Linked DNA regions of Homo sapiens: region 1 is linked to region 2. Evidence: read pairs that join two places in POLR2A ChIA-PET (ENCODE). Cell type or tissue: OCI-LY7. All regions are shown on one strand. Links, peaks and the distances in the headings refer to the core of each region. The heading gives the core; the rest is flanking DNA.

Region 1 (2,814 bases), core at 258-2,757, 68 kb after region 2:
TTTATTCCAGTTTATAAGCTTTCCCGCCTTGCACAAAATGTATCATTTCACATCTTTTTGATAATGTTTAAATTTTAATTTGTATGCAGAGGAACAAGGACCACAAAACTTTTTAAAGAAAGCAGGCTGTAATTGTGAAACTTCTGGAAATAATGTGGGTCTGGATCAAATAATTCTGCCCCAGGGAGTCTCTTCCTTACTCCTGGGCTTTGTTCCACTATGTAGGATTAGTTGCTTTCAGGTGAACCTTTTATTATCTTTATCTTTGAAAAATCATTTCTTACCATTTTTACTGTCTGGGGTTTTGCCCACATGGGTTTGATGAGCTTGATTAGAATTGGAGAGGATACGTTTGAATGAAAATGCTGTCCTTTCCTGTATCAAACGGTAATAAAGCCTTTCTTGGCCTAGCCTTCAGAGTTTGGGAAACCTGTTATGAAGGTGACTGTCTCCAGAATGTAATCAGGCTCTTAAGATCTCTACCCTGGGGTCCTGGAAGTAGCTTCAGTTAGTTTATAAAAGCTTGCTAACTCATCAGGAGAAAGAGTGTTATGATAAAATGCCCACTCCCTAATGCTAGAGGAACTCCACTTGTGTAGCATGGACAGCAACTGTTTGGAAGTGATTGTTAGCTGGAACATACAGGGCGACTCACATTAGTGAAGGAGTTTTATGTTCATTTGTGATATACTTAAGAACAGGAAGAGTCTTAAGGACAGATGGGTACAGTTAATCTTTTTTTTTTTTTCTTTTCTTCGAGCTACAGAAATGTTTGCCAGATTTGAGGGAACAGCTTTCATCTTCATAGTAGGTTTCTCTTTCTTAGGGAAGGTAGTTGTTGGCATAGTACTACCTGGACTGGTACATAGAGGAAAGCTGGATGGTAGTCTTGCAGATCACACTGAGCAGAGAATTAATTATAAATTTGCTTTTCATTTTTCATGTTATGAAACAAAGTGAAACAGATTCATTAAAGTGTTACTTATACTTAAACTAATACTGTTTATAGTTTTGGGACAGCCAGTATTGTCATAGCTGTTAGTACTACTATGACTTTAGAAGTTAGAAAAATAAAAGCATACGGTTGTTATTAACAAAGTATTTATTTTGTCTTGTCTTTCTAGATAGCAGTTCAGAGGAACCTGGAAAATTATTAGTACCAATATTGAATTAGAAACTATTTAAGTAATATGAAATATAATGTAAAAATTTGGCTTTTTAAGTAATACATAAATCACAAACTTGATTCAAACAAATTAGAGAATGCTTCATTTGTTTGTACATCATTCATTAAATGAAGTTAAGGGATGAAAGCATTTGTCCAGTTCAGGAAGATTATATGATTAAGGCTAGAAAAAGTGGTATGCCTTTTTTTTATATTATACATTGGGGGACTTTAAAGGGAATTTTTTGTTATTTTCATTCCAGAGTACATGGATGGTCTTTAGTAGTCCTGTTAGGTTTATATAAAAGTTACTAGACAATTTGTAGTTTTAAATAATGCAACTTTTTTTTAAAAGTAGTTCTTGTTAGCCCATTGTAAGGTCAACAGAATGTAAAGGTATTACTAGTAAGAACAAATCACTGAGTTAACACATGAATTACAATTAGTTATTAGTCTATCAGTGTCTTGTGAAAACTATTCAACCATAGTCTGTTAAAGCAATGAATTTATTTTAGTAGCTTTTCTAATTATAACAATGATGTATATTCCTGGTAGAAAAATTGATAATTATCTAAATGTACAAGTAGGGAAATAAAAAAAATCACCTGTAATCCTACCACTTGGAAACAAACAACATTAACATTTTCATGTGTTTTTGGAATTTTAATTTCATATTGTTGGCTGAACAGACAGTAAAATTAAGGTAAGATAATCATTGTATATGCTGCTGTTAAAAAATTTCTTACTGTAAATTTTTGAAAACATAGTTTTTAATGACTATCATACTTCAGTTTGCTTAACCATTTCCCTATTGCCAAATATTTTGGTTGATTCCAGGGAGTCCATATTTTTTCTGTTAAAAAAGATTGCAACTATGACTATTTAGACACATAAATATTTGAGTCCATCTATGATTATGGAATTATTGGGCTGCACGTAACTGAAATATATTACCTAATTGACCTCCATAAGGGTAATAATAATAGCTAACACTTTCTAAATGCTTATCATGTACTCTGCATATCTAAACTTAATCATTTGAGCAAACTCTATTGAATACTACTATTATCTGTTCTACAAATGAGGCTTTGAGAGGCTAAATAATTTGCTTAAGGTATTCTTCCAAGTGGCAGAACTAGGATTCTGACCCAAGCAATCTGGCTCTAAAGTGAGCACTCTTAAGAATTAATTATATTTCTCAAGGTTGTATCCGTTTAACTTCTGTGTAGCAGTATCTTACCCAGCATAATGTATGTTTAATTTTATAGGTGAAAAAATAGTACTTTAATGCTTTAATTTGCATTTCTTTGACTACTTAGGAGAATAAAACTATGAATAGTCTGTAGAGAATTTTCATTTACTTTTGCACTGGAGTATTCAACATATGAATATAGGGATGTGACTAAAAAGTAAAGAGACTGAAAGCATAGTAGTTAAGAGTGTGGGCTTGAATACCAGCTCCATGTCTTTCTAGCTGCATCACCTTTTTTTTTTTTTTTGAGACAGAGTCTCCGCTCTGTCACCCAGGCTGGAGTGCAGTGGCGTGATCTCAGCTCAGTGCAAGCTCCACCTCCCGGGTTCACGCCATTCTCCTGCCTCAGCCTCCCTGGTAGCTGGGACTACAGGTGCCTGCCACCACGCCTGGCTAA
Region 2 (2,814 bases), core at 34-2,533:
CACTCCTGCCCCTTTTCAGTAAAATCGAAATGCCTGAGTGCGGTGACTCATTTCTGTAATCCCAGCACTTTGGGGGCTGAGGTGGGAAGATCATTTGAGCCCAGGGATTCGAGACCAGCCTGAGCAACACAGGGGAACCCCGTATCCACAAAAGAAAAAATATTTTAATTAGCTGGGGGTGGTGGCATGTGTCTGTGGTCCCAGCTACTTGGGAGGCTGAGGTGGGAGGATAGCTTGAGCCCAGGATGCGGAGGCTGCAGTGACAGCACCACTATAGCACCAATGTACTCCGGCCTGGGTGACAGAGCATGACAGTCTCAAAAAAAAAAAAATGCAAAACCTAAAACCCTCAATCTTGCTTCTTTTCTATTAGATGCTTCATGAAATTCAGCATTTTATCTCAATACGAAATTCAGCATTTTATCTCAATATCCCAAACTTTTCAGCTATTTTATGTTATCCTCTGTCCTTAACAGCTCAGACTATACTTCAGGGTAGAACTCCCCTTTAGGAAATAATGGCCCGCATCTTCAATTGAGAGGTATCTCAACTGAGTAAACATTGTACTTGACAGATAACTTAGCCACAGTACACTCTACTGCATGAAAGCCTCAGCTTCTGTTTACCTGTCTTTGAACTTGTTTTATATTTAAAGCATCTGTTAGTAAAGCAAGATGTCAAAGGAGATCAACTCTACCACACACTGGGAGCAATGAGTGGAGAAGACACAATTGGTGGGTCCACTTGGAAGGATCAAGGACCCTAGGTTTTGCTCTTCAAGTTTTTCCTCTTCGTATGATTTTTGCTCTGCATGTCATCAGCACATTCATCTTTTGGGGGCCTTCCACGTGCTTAAAGCTGCATGCGAAAATGATTTTCTTGTTATCGGAGGAGGTAGGTTGCTTCCTACATATATAATTGGTTTGATTAATTCAGCTAAGAGTTCATGAAGAGACAGCAATTTGCTGTAATCAGTCACACATATGCACACCTTTAACCTTTTAATTTACGTGCATATGCATGGCTGCCTTTAATTTACGCCCTAGTTTCATTTCTAAAGTTACATGCAGATGAATTTTTTTCTTTCAAACTATTGCATATTTCGAACTATTTTGACCTTGTCTCTGTTGATATGTTGGGGCTGATCATTGTTGGGGGTCTTCCTGTACATTGTAGGATATTCTGAAACATCCCCAGTCTCTACCACTAGATGCCAGTAGCAAACGCTACCCTCAGTTGTGACAACCAAAAATGTCTCCAAACATTGCGAATGTCCCCTGGTGGTGGTAAAATTGCCCCCGTTAAGAACCACTCATCAACTGCTATTGTCCTATAACTTTTAAATAACAAATGTTTGATTCTCATTTTGAATATTAGTAATACATATTTAGCCTTCATTTTCCCCCCTGATTTTGTACCTTGCTTGTCTCTGCCCATGGATAGAAGACCATTATATAAGTATAGTAAAGTCTTAATTTGAGATTGTTGAGTTATGAAAACGATAACCAAATAGCTGTGTGATAATGCAAGTCATTAAAAGTGAAACTGAGCTATTGCATTGTATGTGCACCTGTTCCATAGTTCACTTTAGTGTGCTGAATTATATTACCTGACTCTGCTAGAGTCTTTCCACTTACACTCCCTCCAGAATGCCTGCATCAGGTAAGGCCCATAGAAGCCTCAAGACAAAAGCAAGTCATTGCCTAATTATGGATGATGCCATCGTTATGCACAGCAGGTGCAATTCAGGTCCCGGGAAGCCATAGGAATTGAACAATACTGCCTCTGTGTAACCTGATTGCCAAGGAAGTAAAAACAACCTGTATTCAAAATACAGATATCTGTGGCATTGGGGCCAGCCCTAGATTAGCTTGTCAAGTATGCCCAGGTCACCTTCGGTCACGGGCTTCATCTTTTCAGCATCCTTCTTGCTCCCAAGTCCAGTCTTTCTCCTGCCCCAGAGCAGCTTCTGAGGATCCACCCACCTGAGCCTGTCACTCCAGTGGTTCCTGGTGCTCTAACCATTCTCCCATGTATATTGACCTTTCTGGATCCTATTTCTGGCTGGTCTCACAAACTAATCTGCAGTAGTCTAGATCAGCATTTCTAAACTGGTGGTCTGTGGGTCAAGGCCACTCCCCTGAAACATACATTTCTTTAGCCAACAAGGTGTTTCTAAACTCTTTGGTTAAACTGCTAACATTAATAAACCCAGAAATCTCATCTATTAATAAAAATTTCAGATTTCCAGCTTCTCTGAAAGAATCTGCAAGTGATACTGCTGGTATTGAAATAGTTGGCCATAGCCTATTTTAACAGATCTGATTCTGATTGTGGACCCTTCATCGCAGAGCTTGCACCCTCATTTATTTGTGTGACCTGTCTCGCCCCTGTAGCCATCTGAGTGTGTGATCCTCTCATTTAGATCCCAGAGATTAGATTTGTGTGATAATGTTGTAATTATTTCTGGAACACAAAATCAGCAAGGATAATGGAGGATGTAATAAAATTTAACACAATAACTTTTTTTTCTTTTAGACTGAATCTCACTCGCTCTGTCACCAGACTGGAGTGTAGTGGCGCGATCTTTGCTCACTGCAACCTCCGCGTCCCGGGTTCAAGTGATTATTGTGCCTCAGCCTCCCAAGTAGCTGGGACTACAGGCGTGCGCCACCACGCCCGGGTAATTTTTGTATTTTTAGTAGAGAAGGGGTTTCATCATGTTGGCCAGGATGGTCTCGAACTCCTGACCTTGTGATCTGCCTGCCTCCGCCTCCCAAGGTGCTGGGATTACAGCTGTGAGCCACCACGCCC

The links. Peaks named below come from ENCODE experiments on the same cell type or tissue, not always from the same donor. Only the 100,000 strongest peaks of a DNase experiment are listed, where the experiment ranks them.
Region 1: POLR2A ChIA-PET joins it to region 2 with 8 read pairs; 10 of 35 experiments call an interaction of 5 or more read pairs at or near these places.

What each region holds. Positions count from the first base shown.
Region 1 is chr2:224,577,420-224,580,233 of GRCh38, reverse strand. All of the region lies in intron 1 of CUL3 (cullin 3), which reads left to right. Among named protein-coding and RNA genes, the nearest start is that of CUL3, 6.5 kb to the left of the region's middle. In OCI-LY7, for the core only: no CTCF peak of the experiment used is centred there; no DNase peak of the experiment used is centred there; H3K4me3 peaks cover 1,370 bases; H3K27ac peaks cover 1,328 bases.
Region 2 is chr2:224,644,856-224,647,669 of GRCh38, reverse strand. All of the region lies in intron 2 of LOC105373909 (a long non-coding RNA gene), which reads right to left. Among named protein-coding and RNA genes, the nearest start is that of CUL3, 61 kb to the right of the region's middle. In OCI-LY7, for the core only: CTCF peaks have their summits at 993 and 1,212 (motif pointing right); a DNase peak (open chromatin) is centred at 1,239; H3K27ac peaks cover 1,200 bases.